Linked DNA regions of Mus musculus: region 2 is linked to region 1. The links are chromatin loops, found by intact Hi-C in ENCODE. Cell type or tissue: left cerebral cortex. All regions are shown on one strand. Links, peaks and the distances in the headings refer to the core of each region. The heading gives the core; the rest is flanking DNA. Region 1 overlaps 4930556M19Rik (RIKEN cDNA 4930556M19 gene). Region 2 overlaps Rai14 (retinoic acid induced 14).

What was found. Peaks named below come from ENCODE experiments on the same cell type or tissue, not always from the same donor. Only the 100,000 strongest peaks of a DNase experiment are listed, where the experiment ranks them.
Region 2: it touches region 1 in a loop (2.1-fold over the local background); 1 of 42 quality-filtered maps calls a loop at or near these places.

Annotation. Positions count from the first base shown.
Region 1 is chr15:10,744,482-10,751,618 of GRCm38, reverse strand. All of the region lies in intron 2 of 4930556M19Rik (RIKEN cDNA 4930556M19 gene), which reads right to left. Among named protein-coding and RNA genes, the nearest start is that of 4930556M19Rik, 33 kb to the right of the region's middle. In left cerebral cortex, for the core only: no CTCF peak of the experiment used is centred there; DNase peaks (open chromatin) are centred at 3,356 and 3,803.
Region 2 is chr15:10,676,921-10,684,057 of GRCm38, reverse strand. The region is part of intron 2 of Rai14 (retinoic acid induced 14); the gene reads left to right. Among named protein-coding and RNA genes, the nearest start is that of Gm52214, 29 kb to the left of the region's middle. In left cerebral cortex, for the core only: no CTCF peak of the experiment used is centred there; a DNase peak (open chromatin) is centred at 3,213.

The DNA.
Region 1 (7,137 bases), core at 1,951-5,950:
TGGCCTTCTTCCCATGTTTATGTCCTCTGCGCAATGCTGGCCTTCCATATTTGGTATCCTCAGGCTTGCTTTCACTTAGAATGAAATAATATTACTTCAACACCTTTGTGTGTTGTGAACAGTTCTGTTAGAACGATGACCCAGGCCTGAAATACTCAAACAGCAGGAGGATCAAAAAAAGTTCATATAGCCCAGGATACCAAGTGAGACCTTGTTCAAAACAAAAGGCACAGAAAACCACAGTGAAGCCAAGTACACTGCCTTCTACATCACAAAGCTTTAGGTAAGGAAGTGAATCACCATGCTAGGACTCGATAGGCTAAACAACAGGAAGGACTGGATAGGCTAAACAACAGGAATTTATCTCCCAGCTCTGTAGTCTGACAATTTCAGTAGGCTTAGTTTCTTAAGAGACATGACTCTTACTGTATATGCCTGTGAAAAATCTCTCTCTCTCTCTTCTCTCTCTCTTGCTCACTCTTTCACTCTCTCGCTCTGTGTGTTTGTGTGCGCGTGTGCACACTAACCTTTTCTTCTCTTCTCATTAGAAGAGTCAAAGGCAAACAGAACTCATTCATGTGAATCAAACGATGACTTTTATCTTAATGATCTCTTTATAGGGACTGTCTCCAAATACTGCCATCTTTTTAAGATACCAGATTAGAATTTCAACATGTGAGTGTAGAGGGCATAACAAAGAACTTACCAGGCAACTCTCAAATTCAAAGGCTAAATACATATCCCATTGCTTTGTACAACAAATATGAGCTAATAAAAAAAAATCAGCTTTAACTCCAAACCAGATACAGAAAAAGACTTTAAATTCCTCTTGGTTATATGTTTCCCAAGTTCTAAACCTGTTCTTTGGGCCTAACAATTATGAGACTCCTAAAATATTCAAGGCACTATGTTGAATTTGCTAGAAAGTTACTGTTGACTCAAATACGGTTTTCTTTTGGCATCTGTTATTCCAGGTCTCTAATGCTGAGCCAGTTTTCTCTCACACAGATTTAAAGGCAGAACTCCTGCTTAGAGCATCTCAACTGGCAAGGGAGAAAAACTTACCCCGAACACCAGCCTACACTGCTGAATTTAGATTCTCCCAGAGCAGGAAGACTTTTGAAGTCCTACAATCCATCACACCCCCTCACTTCACAGTAAGGAGACTAGGGCTTAGAAATCCAAATGATACAGTGGAGCTTTGGTGGCTAGCATATAGCTTGAACAAGACATACCTGGCTTGGAGAACTGGCTCTAGCATTTGTCAAATCATTTGTTCTACACCCCTGTTTCTTCATTTGCAAAATAATAATAGGAACACCCAATCTCACAGAGCTTTGTAAGAATTGTGTAGCTATTTCCTCTGAGTGGAACCATTCTCTCCTGGAGGAAAGAGGGAGGTTTAGAAGGGGCTGAAGTAAGTGGAACTAAAAGGCTCAGGAAACTCATGAGGCTGACACGATTCAAATGGCCCCTCCCCAAAGAGATGTAACTGGTACCAACTGTAGAGAGAGGAGACTGGCACTCTGAGCTGCCTAAAAGTTAGGTAGGAAGCTCCAAGGATATTTTCTTCATGATTCCTCACACATGCTGAGGTGGGCTTTCCAGTGACCCGGCTGCCTTTGAGTCAATCATACCTCTGTCAGTAGCCCCTTACTCCTATAAATAACTCTAGTAAGCCCGTTGGCTCGCTAAGCTAAGTGTGGGTGGAATCATTCCTGTGGTCTGTCTTTGGTGCCCTGTCTGGAATGAGAGGTTATACAACAGGGGGGTGAAAAAGTATAAATACACAGACTTTGGAGTACAGAGTGAATCCCAGACACTTGATAAAGGTCAAGTATATTTATGTCAGTACTGGGAGGGATACAAGAGACTCCCTGTGGAGTAGATGCTTCCTCTGGCTCTTGGAGATTCAGATGCAAGCCAGCCCCTCGTTTGTCAATAAAGCCCTAGAAAGAGTTTCTCACTTGATGTGGGATTTTGAATAGATGACTTCTAATGTTCTTTCTTCACGGTCACTTAAAAGCCAAGAAAACTATTTGATTTATGGCACTTTCTTAGACAACATTTAATCTACTCTGCATTACCATATACACGAAGCAGCATCTCTGGAGGTACTATTTCTGATTCATTATGCTAAAAATGTGCCTCCATTTGTTCTCTTGTTCATTCATTCACTCACTAACTCATTCATTCACTCACTCACTCACTCATTCATTTACTCATTCGTTCATTCACTCATTCACTCATTCATTCACTCACTCATTAGCTCATTCATTTATTCACTCGTTCATTCATTCGCTCATTCATTCACTCATTCATCCATTCACTTTCTACAATTGCAATGATCTTATAACATTCTCGGTTCTGTGTTAGGCACAGTAAAAAACAAATATAAACCAAGGCAAGCTTCATCGAGGAGCTTCGGTTCATCAGCTGAAGGACACAGAGAAGTTAACTCAGCTTGTACACGGCAGTGCCTTGAATAAAGAAAAGAATAGAAGCATATAGCAGGTGGTGGGTGAGTTCTGGACTTTATCTCTGTGATCAGTTTCCGAAGATGAGGAGAGCAAAACTGAGTTTTAAAAGAAAGATCTGCTATTTCGTGTGGATGAAATGATATCGACAGAGGTAACAGAATGTCAAGGAATCAGGGATCAGTGACACAAACGCTGAGTTTTAATGGTCAGCTTTGCTTGGATTGAAAGGTCACAATCGGACTTTATTTCTGGACGTATGTTTACTTAATGCAGTGTACCTGCCTACTTTGTCCAACCCACCTAGCCTGGGGCTCTTCCCTGCCTCCTTCTAATCTTTCAAGACATTGGCAGGTAGACAACAATATCAATCAAATGAGTGACATCTTTCCTGCTGTCATGTCTAGACTGTCTCTCTCTCTGAACTCTTGCTACCTCACAAGAGAGAGATAAAGTGACACACACAATGTCATCCTTAACCTTTCTGATTTATGAACTAGCCTCCACACCGAATGCTATTTCATCTCAAGACAGGCCTGGGCTTCTTGGTGACATGGTCTGCGGTTTTACATCTTGGTAAAAAAGAAATTTGATAAATTATCAACCATACCCAGTCTATGCCTGATAATTACAAAACCTGTTGGAAAAACATACCCCGAAAAGACTTTTTTATCTGAGCCTAGAATAGCTCAGTCTGATGATTTCATGGGGCATTCTACTTCTAATTTCTACATCACTGGATAATTTCAAAAGGGCTGTACTGGGCAATCCTGAGTCAGTCACACACTTGATTTACAGCCTTTTCAACTTTTACAGTGGAGTGGAGAGGTGAGTCCCGTGTTATCACATAGCATTTGCAGGTTGCTGAGCTTCAAGCCATCCTGTCACAAAATATCAACTGCTGTGAAAAAATATACATGTAAAGAAGCCACAGTAGATGGAACAATAATAGCATATCCCATTTTATATCTAAGCAGCAGTATACACCTCCGAATATTTCTAAGTTATATACAAATGCTTTAGAAAGCAAAGATGGTTTCAAAATTAGAAACACACCCTTAGCCTAATTTAACAGATTGTGGCAAGATATTTTTTTCTCTTCTTTAAATTGGCAGGTCGTATTTATTAAGTCTTAAGTGAGACTTCTCAGATGCGAACAAATGCATTAAAATAGTGGGGTTTTTTTTCCCCTAGGGTTGGATCTAAGCCAAATTAATGAGAAATGAGGAAATGACTCATTGAGAGCATGAGATACTCCACATTTTAGAATTTATATTTTCCCCTCCCACACTCACCCAGGAGTGGGCTCCAGCAAAGTCTCCAGCAACACATACTGCCTGACACCCATGCACACGCAGGAGCCAACCGAATAAAGCGCACCGTGCTAAAGACATATGAGCAGAGTAAACTGGTCCTGAGCAAGCCACATCAGATAACCACTCACTGTACTAGATGGTTTTCTCAAATTCTTTGTAGCCCACGTGTAAGAGAGGCTCTTGGCGTCAGTGTTGGATAATATGTAATATCTTTGGGGCTTTGATTAGCAAGCTTTGGCCTATCCGTTTCCCCTTGAACAAGAGCATGGATTTCAGCACACAACATCTGTAAGCAACAGAAACAGTGGGGGAGGGAGGCGAGGCCAGTGATAAAGATGCTCTGTCCCAAAGCCTCCGTGTCCTGCATGGACTCCAGACAGAACATAAAGCTGCTCGTTAAAAGCTGCTTTTAAAAGAAAAGGCTGGGGATCCCAGCAAGATAGGCAGTGTTCTGGGCTAAGCTATTAGACCAGATTGAAAGTAGTTCCCTTTTTAATAATGAGAAGAAAAGGCCTTTTTTTCCCCACCTTGATCATGCATCCAACCTCAATTAAATGTGACAGGCATGGAGAGAAATCTGCTATTGGGAAGAAAATGAAAGTAAATACAACTTGGATAGAAAAAAATAAAATAAAATAAAATAAAGGAAAGGAAAGGCTAACCAAAAATTAAAAAATCACAAATGGGGAAGGAAATGTGTTGGAATTGTTACAAAAGAAACAATAATCAAAAAATGTGAGCAAGCTGGTACAGCAAAGATTATAGATGAGGCGCTGAAAAAGAAAACAGGGGTCTGTGGAGGAGAAAGGGAAAGGAGGGGAGGGGCAGGAACACAAGGATGGCGTGTGCTATTATGCGTGATAGATGGCCCATCCATCTTTAAGGCAGTTTTAGAAGAATGAGCTATTGTACCATGGGAATTCTAAGACTGCCCACTGAAGAGATTGTATAATCCATTGCATTTTTTTGTAGGAAAATAAACAAACCACAGACCCAAACACTATTCATGAAACAGGACTGCCTGCCCACCAGTAAACAATGGCTCTCCTTAACAATAGAATGTGTTCCTGGAACATCACCTACAACCCCCAGGGGAAATCTATCAGCAAAGGATGCCAGTAGGTCTCACATCCACTTACAAGGAAGCCTGTCTGTGATCTGCAACAATTCATCAGGCTTTTGATATTGCTCTGAATGTATAATACTCCCATCAACCAATACACTTCTTTGCTGACTGCAAACACAAATGTGTAAGCTCCTTTGGTGGACAGGGACTCTAAATTCCAGCTGTACTTCTGGAGGTTATGATCTTTGTGCCAAAGCACAGATGCCCACCCGCCTGCTCTATGGAGGATTACAAATGGATTCCCCCAAGAGAGGTCTGACAGCACACAGACTTGAGGATTCTGAGGCTCAGGGTTTGAAGATGGAAGAGATTTGAGCTGAGATTTTTCTATATTGATGAAGTTGAAGGTTAAGCGCTCTCTCTTGAAGTCACACATGGAACTCTGCCTCTGCTTGTCTATGTGACAAGAATGCAAAGTCTCAAGGGACTTGCAAGCTGACTCGGTAGAGAACACATACAAGCCAATAATTATAACTCATTGAATAAAGAGGTCTTGCTTTGCCTTTTCAAATTGCAGGATGTGGTTTTAGCATAATTTTTATAAATCCTGATTCAGCACCATGTGGACTTGCTGTTCTATGTAACCAGGAGATGCAATTACAGGCAAATAAAATGTTTGAACAACCTCTTGGTGGTGATCTCTTTAGGGTAATTTTGACCCTCACAGTGGTTGCCTAGACTCCAAATCAGGAGAGAGAAACTTCATTTATAGCTGCATCCTAGTGACCTTTCAGCTCAATGCTACCTTTAGGTAGGAATGAATTGCGACTTCTCACCCACCTACAAGCTCAGTCTGAATATGACTCTAAGAATGCAACCGAACCCCAGAAACCCAGTTGATGGGGATGAAAGTTGAAACAACCACTCTGGGAGATGCCTGGACAAGCATCTCTCAATTTGTTCAGATCCTTAACTCAGAAAACTTACTTCTGTGGCTTCGGACATAGCTCTGTCAGCAGAGTGTTTGGCTAGTGTAAATGAAGCCCTGGTCTAATGCCTAACACCACATACACCAAGAGCGTTGGTACAAACTGTAATCTCCACCCTTGAGAGGAAGAGGCAGGGGGATGGGAAATTCAAGATCAAGGTCTGTTGTGGTACTCATGACCCTGTCTTTTAAAAATTAAAAGTTTTTTTTTTTTTTAAAAAAAAACTCACTTCTGGAAAATCTTTCTAAACCAGTAATCAAGGAAAGATTAAAGGAAAAATATATGATAAAAAAAAAAAGCCTATTTATCATAGTACTGTTTTGGGGAAGCTACAGATGAGAATCAATGTAAATATCAAGCTACAAAGGTTAGTTCATCTACTATAAATTTGATTATAATTGTGTGATGGATTTTGCATGAGATGGTAACCTGACACACAGTGGCATGAGATCATCTCAAGATACTAAATAAAAGAAAAAGTATGGTGTGAGACAACAGAGAATAAAACCAGGCAGGGTCAGGCCGGCCTGTGATCTTAGCACTCAGAAGGTTGCGGAAGAGCTGGGGTGTTGGAGGCTGACCTGTCTGAATCTAGAAGGATGAATTAAAATAAAGAGAGATTTTGTGTGGTTTCATTTCTTGCCTGCCGCTGGGGGCCGGGTGTGTGCATTTTATCCTTCTCTGACATCGTGTGTCAGGCTCACAGAAATACAGATATACTACTCAGGGGTGGGAGAACACAGGCTTAGATGAGAGCCCCAGCCTAGGGGAGAAACAGCCCAAGCTGAGGCCAAAGAGGCAGGGGTTCCCATAAACCTGGGGCTGGGGGCTGGGGGACTCTCTCACTCAGCTCAGGGATGAGTGTCCTGGAGCACGGAGGGCTCTTCTGCAGGAGACTTAAGCGGCCCAGAGCATCTCTGTATGACGAAGGCTTCTCCCACAGTGGTTCTTGATGAGAGCGATAGTCCTGGCTTGTCCAAATTATTTATTAATGGTGAAAAATGAATTCATATGAGGTACTCAGGGTGAACCAGAGATTAAATACCTTCTGCAAGAAGACATGTCTGGAAAGGGAAGCTTATTGGCTAAACTCTCAGAGCAGGCCCATCTAGATACCTCAGAACTCTGTATTCTGCGCTACATGACGAGTGGTCACGATCTTCAAGTGGGATATCGTGGTCACGTGTTCCAGGACAGGCACCAGGTCGGGTCAGGATTAGAGATAACACCTAGTGTTCTCAGATATGAGAGTCCCGGGGTTTCTCAGTCAGCTTGAGCTTCCCAGTTTT
Region 2 (7,137 bases), core at 1,143-5,142, 67 kb after region 1:
CAGTGTGCTTCCTTCCCCTGTGGTGGGGGAATCTGGGTGGTTTGCTTGCTGCGAGCCACATCCCTTTCAGACTGGCTTTGAAGGGGAGGCGGGATGTTGCTTCTGCTGTTCACGGGAGCCCATGATGCATCTCTGTGTGCTGCTCCTTGGCTGGCTCTGTGAATCAGAACTTCAGCCATCACCTTGACCTGATTCTTCCTTAAACTTGACATTTTCCATCTGGAGACCGAAGTAAAATGCAGACCTTGACTCCTAAACTTGGGAAGATCTGATAGCGTTCAGAGCAAACGAGTCATCTCAGGTCATTGTCTCTTACCTCTTTGATACAAAGTATTTATCCGATGAGTTTCAGTGAGGACTGTTGTGGACCTACATGTTCTCTTGCTTCATGGATTCAGCGTTGGGTTTCTCTTCAGTGATGAACTGGGAGTTGCTTCTGAATCATCCTGTGGAGGTTCTGAGTTGAGTTTTTGCACAGAGATCTTTGCTGTGTAAAGGTGGATAGTTTCATTTATAAGGTGATGGGAGAGCGGTAGCCAGATATCCAGTTGTGTCTTTAAAACTGTTGGCTGGGGCTTGCTTCTGCTTGAGTTCCTGCGTCCACGGAAAGGAGGAAAGGCCTTGTGTCTGACTCACAGGTTATGCCAGTGGCTGTCATTTCTGAGAATGCTCTCCTGTTTTGGGAAACGCTCTCTGAAAATGTTTTATTTTGCTTTTTCAACTTCCTAGAAGTCCACTGGGCTGATGTCTCCAGCTCTTTCCTGGGCTGCCCAGTGGGCGGGTGCTCTACTAGGAGGCACAGAGATCGGGAGCAAGAGAAAGTCAAAGGATCCACATTCAGTCTCTTTGCATATGTCTCTTTTGAATTGTGTTTCCCAATGCTGGACTTGAGGGCCGGGGTGGAGGTGTGGGGGATGGGGGGAGGACATTTGTATTTGGTCTTTGTTTTTGGAGGGATTTTGATAAGAGTTAAGTTCCAACTCATGAAGCTCTGCATTCTTTGAAAAATTCTTTTTTTCTTTTTTTTTTTTTTTTTTTTTGAAAAATTCTTTTATAACTAGGACGCTGCAAGATCCTTCTGGAACATACTGGATGTATTAGTTAATGATGGGATAATGTGTTAAGGTGCCCAAATAGAGTGACCCTGCTTTCCTCTGAAGTGAGAGTTTCAAGAATCCAAAGGGTCTGCACACAGCTCCTTGCTTAGACTGCACTGGACCCCAAGTAACACGGCCATTCTCTTCCCTCTAGGTTGCGCTATGCCCAGGCCCCTGTGACTCCTGGGCATTTAAAATGGTGCTGGTTTAAACTAAGGTGACCTAAAAACATGTAGCAGATGTCAAAGACATTGAACTCTGCTCCACTCTAGCCCGTTAAATATTTTTAAGGAATCTTGGGGTTATTTTAAAATAATTGCTCAGCAGACTGCTGATGGTTTAGATCGTACAAATGAGTAAAGTTTATTTCATCTGCTGCTGTTTATGTGTTTTAATCTGCCTATCATGATTTGTTTGTGTGGGGAGTTGTGGGCCGGGGGCGGGAGGGAGGGGTGGAGAGACTGCACACAGGTACACTAATGTATGCATATAGAAGAGTGAGAGCCAGTTCTACCTTCCCCCTTGTTGAGGGAGGCTCTCTTGTTCCTGCCTGTACAGCGTATCTACTACGGGCTAACTGGCCAGCATTCGGGCCATTCTCCTCTTCCTGCTTCCCAGTTTTGCCATAGGAGTGCTGGGATTACAGCGACACACCTCTGCTTCTGGCTTTTTGGGTTAGTTTCTGGGATGGAACTTGGGCCTTCAGGCTTTGTGTAGCTAGTATGTCCTCCCCCACCCCCACCCCCACACCCCCAAGCCATCTTCCTAGCCCCCAAAACTTGTTTAAATGGTGCAAGTTTTCCATTATAATTAGGTTGGGCAGTACCGCTCTGGGCTTGCTCGCTCTGTTACTCAACATTTAAGTCTTAAAGAAAGCGAACTATACCATTTTCCTTTTGAAGAGATGTGCCCATGGGGGGCACAATTCATTGCCCTCATGTAAAACCTGAGGGGAAGGCAAGAGATCCTAGCCCTGAACCTCAAGGGGCAAAGAAGAATGGATATTAAGAGACAATTAACATGTTTATAGGCAGGTTCCACAGTCTCCTTTGAGACTTGAATGTTAAAGGTGTTCTAGAATGTTCTCGGTCTTTAGTGACTTGCTGCTGTTGGCTGCTCCTTGCCCAACAGTGTTGTGTTGGCAGAAACCTATTGTAGCAGGCTGTTTCATAGGAAGTTAACTGCTTCTCCCAAGCTAGGGAATGGAAGGGTGTTATCAACTGGAGACATTGGGTAGTCAGTCAGGTTTTTCTTCAAGTAATCTTTGCTTTAACTGATCTGATTAGATGTGGGATTAACAAGTGTCGCTTATGGTTATCATTTTGAGGTTGCTCACACAGACAGCAAAAACCATGATCATCTCTCACCTCCATTGACAAAGAAGGGCTTTGTGTCACCACCTTCCAGTTACAGACTGTAAATTTAGCTTTGCATTACTGTGAGCCCATGCATTCAGTCAATGTGTGTCTTAGTTAATCTTCTATCACTGTGAAGAGACACCAAGACCCTGGCAACTCTTATAAAAGAAAACATTTAATTGAGGCTTGCTTGCAGTTCAGAGGTTTAGTCCATGCTTATCATGGTGGGAGGCATGGCAGCATGCAGGCTGACATGGTGCTGGAGAAGCAGCTGAGAGTTCCACATCTGGGTCAGCAGGCAGCAGGAAGAGAAAGAGAGAGTCTCTAGGGCTTGGCTTGGGTTTCAGAAACCTTAAAGCCCACCCCCAATGACACACCTAGTCCAACAAGGCCATACCTCCCAATGTCACTCTCTAATCATTCAAGCATGAGCCTAGTCTTGTTCAAACTACCACACTGAGTAATGAACAAAATTGTGAAATGTGAGTGTTCTTAATTAGGTCAGCAAGTTCCACCTGAACCTAGGTGACAGCTTAAGCCTCAAGTGGTGGCCCAGCGTTCTGAGCAGAACTCTAGATTTGTTACAAAATAAAAATAAAAATCATTTTCACTTTCTAGCTGTTCTGCTGTTGACATCCGCTGAGATTAAATGAGGTGCCTTGGTGGCCACGCCCTCTTCCTTCATTCTTAGCCCAGACGTTTCTCGTGCCATCGAATACGTGAACTCAAAGTCAAGACGTGGTATTCATCCCACTTAAAATTTACTGTAGTAGTTCAGTTTGTTAAATTTGGTTTTTCTGTTAGATAAATCTATTTCTGTAGTTTTGGCATCAGTCTAAATTCTAGTTCTTATTATAACATTGGCATTGAGTCATCTTGGTACATATGCTCATGTAATTTCAATCTAAGTCACAAAATTTCATTGAGCAGCAGAAAGGCTCAACCTTGGTGTGTGTAAGTCTCTCTCTCTCTCTCACACACACACAGGTAGGTAGAGAGAGAGATAGAGACAGAGAGACAGACAGAGAGAGGAGACTGTATATTATTTAATATATATATTGGACAAACCTAGATTTACCTCTGCAAGCTAGGTAAGACCTTTGCTCCTGAGCCACATCTCTGGTCCTTGACATCATCTTTCCTCTAGCCTGTAATCCATGTCCTTTGGGGTCTGGTTTTTCAGCTCACCCCTTGTCTTCTGTCTATGTCGCTCCCACCCTCTGGTATCCATATGATATCAACAATGTCCATAATTGCTCTGATCTTTAATTTCCTCATCTTTATTTGAGGCAGGATCTATATCTCCTGTAAAGCAGCATGAAGAGTAAAGGTGAAACCTTCCACATAGTAAAGTCAAAGTCAGCCATAGCTCCTGGTGCCCAGCACAAGTCTGCAAGGGGTGAATGCCTAAAGGTGTTTGCTGTCTAGCTGAGCTCTATGCCTGACGCTTTGCTGTTCAAAATGAAGCCTGGTGTGTGGATATCCAGCAGTATAAGGCTTTAGGGAAAGCTTCATGAAAGAGAGAAATGAACTCAGGGCTGGACCAGCTTGATTGAGCAGGCTATAATTAATAGAGGAATCGATCATTATGAGGCCAGGATGTCATATGCAGAGGTAGAGTGGAGAGCCCGTGTCTTGCACGGACAGCTAATAGGAAATGTGCTGCAAAGGGAGATTGGGTGGCTCTGAGCAGTGTTGAAAGGCCAGGGTGGGGTGAGCTGAACTGAAGAATGAGGTTTTGACATGATTATATTCTGGCAGTAGAATGCTTGGGGGTTTTGAGAAACTGTAACCAGAGAAAGGGGCCAGGCCTGGGGCCAAGGCTAGGGTGGTGGCTTCAGCTGGAAGGAAAGGATGGGATTTGTGTGGGTGTGGAGCAGAGAGCGGGGAGGGAGCCAGATTCGGGTTGATAATGCAAAAGGAAGGCCTCTTCGTGAGGCCACACCCTGCCAGCCCAGGCTAAGTGGCCCTCATCACCTGAGAAATCTGGTGTAGGATTAATTTGGCCTGGCCTGTCACTCAGCAGTTTGGTGGGGCAGACATTAGGAAACAGCAGGAAAAGGTGACCCTATTCTACCAGGATAAGGAACAGTTGAACAGTTTAACGAGGCGCTGTCATGCCAAGGGTTAATTAAGCAAGACACTTCACTTGTAATTTGTTGGTTCCTCATTATTCCAGAAGACCTCTTCTTGTCCCATTTTCCAGCGGGGGAGCCTGCCGCTTAGAGAATTGATGTGTTGCTTTGCTAGTGCTGAGGTACCAAACTCATCAGAGTGGCTTAAACTCCATGGGCGTGGATTGTATCCCATTGTCTCAGTGTAGGGGACCAAACTGACGTCCTTTCAGAGGACCGTGGAGGAATCGATGCTTGCCTCTCCAGCTTCTGGCACTTGCTCCGTGTTCTGTTGCTTACCTTCATCTCCAAGTGTGCACACTGCACACATGCCTGTGCCCACGTTTCCCCTTCCATAGGAAGTACACTGTTGCTGCTTAAGGTCCACCTCGTTGATAACAAATTTCTTCTGTACTGACCCTATTCCTTAGAGAGAGGACTTCAGCAAATGAATTCAGCTCCTAACGCTTATTCCGGTCACCAAAGTCAGGTAGGAATTAGGACTCGTCCCTGGGGTCTTGTGTCCAGGATGTCTAGATTAAGCCTAGTCATGCTTGCTGAGATAGAGAACAGGGAGATTGTAGCCAACTGAGGGAAGGCCTGGAATTGGATTTCAAATTCCTCATTCCTACTGCCGGTGGCGACTGAAAGTTGATAATCCAGTGTACACTTTGACCAAAACATGCTTCAGAGAAACCTACTGGGCCAGCCCAGGATTATCAGTCTGAAAAGCTTTGGTTGCCAAAGATAAAAGTAGGGTGGGGAATATGGAAATCAAAAGTGGTTAGGCCTGTTTAGGGGAAAGATGGAGCAAAAGGAGACTCTAAAAGGCTGCACTGGGACCTGAGACTTAAAGAGTATGGGATAGCTTTCTGTTTCCAAAAAGTACAAGGGATATGATTTCACCTTCCAAAGGTGTGGGGCAGAGTTTCCTTTAGATGGTTGTTCCTGGCTTGGGGGTCTTGGGGGAATGATTGTACGCTGGGTGGTTTTTGAGAGCTGGGTGTAGTACTTGGTAAGGCCCACCCTCATGGGAGTCACAGGAGTCTGTTACTATGAAGTTCTGCTTCAAGTATATTAAGAAAGCTAACCAGACCGGTCCACTGTGGTAGGCAGATGGGTTGGAGGGGTGAGCCTTGGGCTAGCAGGTCTCTGCTCCCAGCTGAGCTTCTCGTGGTACGGGATGAATCAAGGGCCAAAGTGTAGAATGAGGTCACTGGCGGTTCTCAAACCCCGTGTTCCGTGAGTAAAGTCTCCCATCGAAAAAGACCACGCACACAGTATTCCCAGGCAACCTGTGGAATCCTATTGTGTATATGACGCTGTCCCTGGATTTCTTGAAATACCTAATTGAGTACAGATGCTGTGTAAGCAGTTGTTCTCAATGTTTAGGAAACAAAACAAGAGCACACACGTAAACACATCTGTATAGTTTTGGTACAGACTTTTAATTTTCCTAAATATTTCTCATTTGTGTTCAATTGGATCTGTGGGTGCAGAACTCGTGGATACGGAATGACTATTTTATCTCTGTTCTAGAGCTACTGCTAGTTCTAAGTGACTGGAGAAGCACAATAAAGAGAGCAGTTATCAACTTAGACCTTATGTGTGCTCATTAAGTAGCCATTATTCTAGAGGCAGAGAATCATCTTAAATTTAGACCTAGAGTACTGTCTGGCATTTTCTCCTTATTGATCATAAAAGAATCTGCCTGCCCTTAATTGAAAGCACTGCTTTATTGCTAGAAACATAGAAGAGGGCTCAAATTCTTGTTTGGATTGGACAGTTGTCTAATTGTCTTCAACCTCATTTTAAAAATCCAAAGAAAAGTTCATTAGTTTATGCGTATGAATGTTCTGCATGCATTGGAGTCTGTGCACACGTGCACGCCTGAGAGAAGGCAGATGAGGGCTTTAGATCCCCTGCTATTGGAGTTTCAGTGTTGTGAGCTACCATGTGGGTACTGGAAATCAAACCGGGCTCCTCGACAAAAACAAGTTAACTAGCGACCCAACTTTCCAGGTCCTTCAACCTCATTTAAAGAATATTGTAATAGTATTGTTCAGCTCTTCTTGTGAGTTGTTTAGCCACAGTTTGTCAGAGAACTCTGGACCACTTGCTCCTAGCAGGGAAGAAGTTCTCCAAAGTGGTCAAGCTAGCCTTGAAGACTGATGCAGCTTCAGCCTTCGTCCCCAGTTAATGCGCATGTGCATTTCCTGAATGCTCTGCTTCCTGTTGCAGATCTTCCACAAACCTGTGTTTCCAAATAGCACTGTTGGCTGGGCCACTCTCCTGATTCTTGACCTGTTAACAGACTACTAAGAAAAAAGGGAGAATTTGTTCTTTTATATTGTACTGAAGAATTAAGAGTGACCTGGATATTGGAGGAGGAGGCACATTGTTACAACGTTAGAGAAGAATGTTCTAGTCATTGGAAACAAGCTTACAGAGCACAGCGGCTAGGAGAGTAAATACGATAGATTAAGTGGAGAGAACTGGAATGGCAAGGTTACATATTATATAATGACAACATACATAAATTAAATACATATGGTGCATGCCCACTTT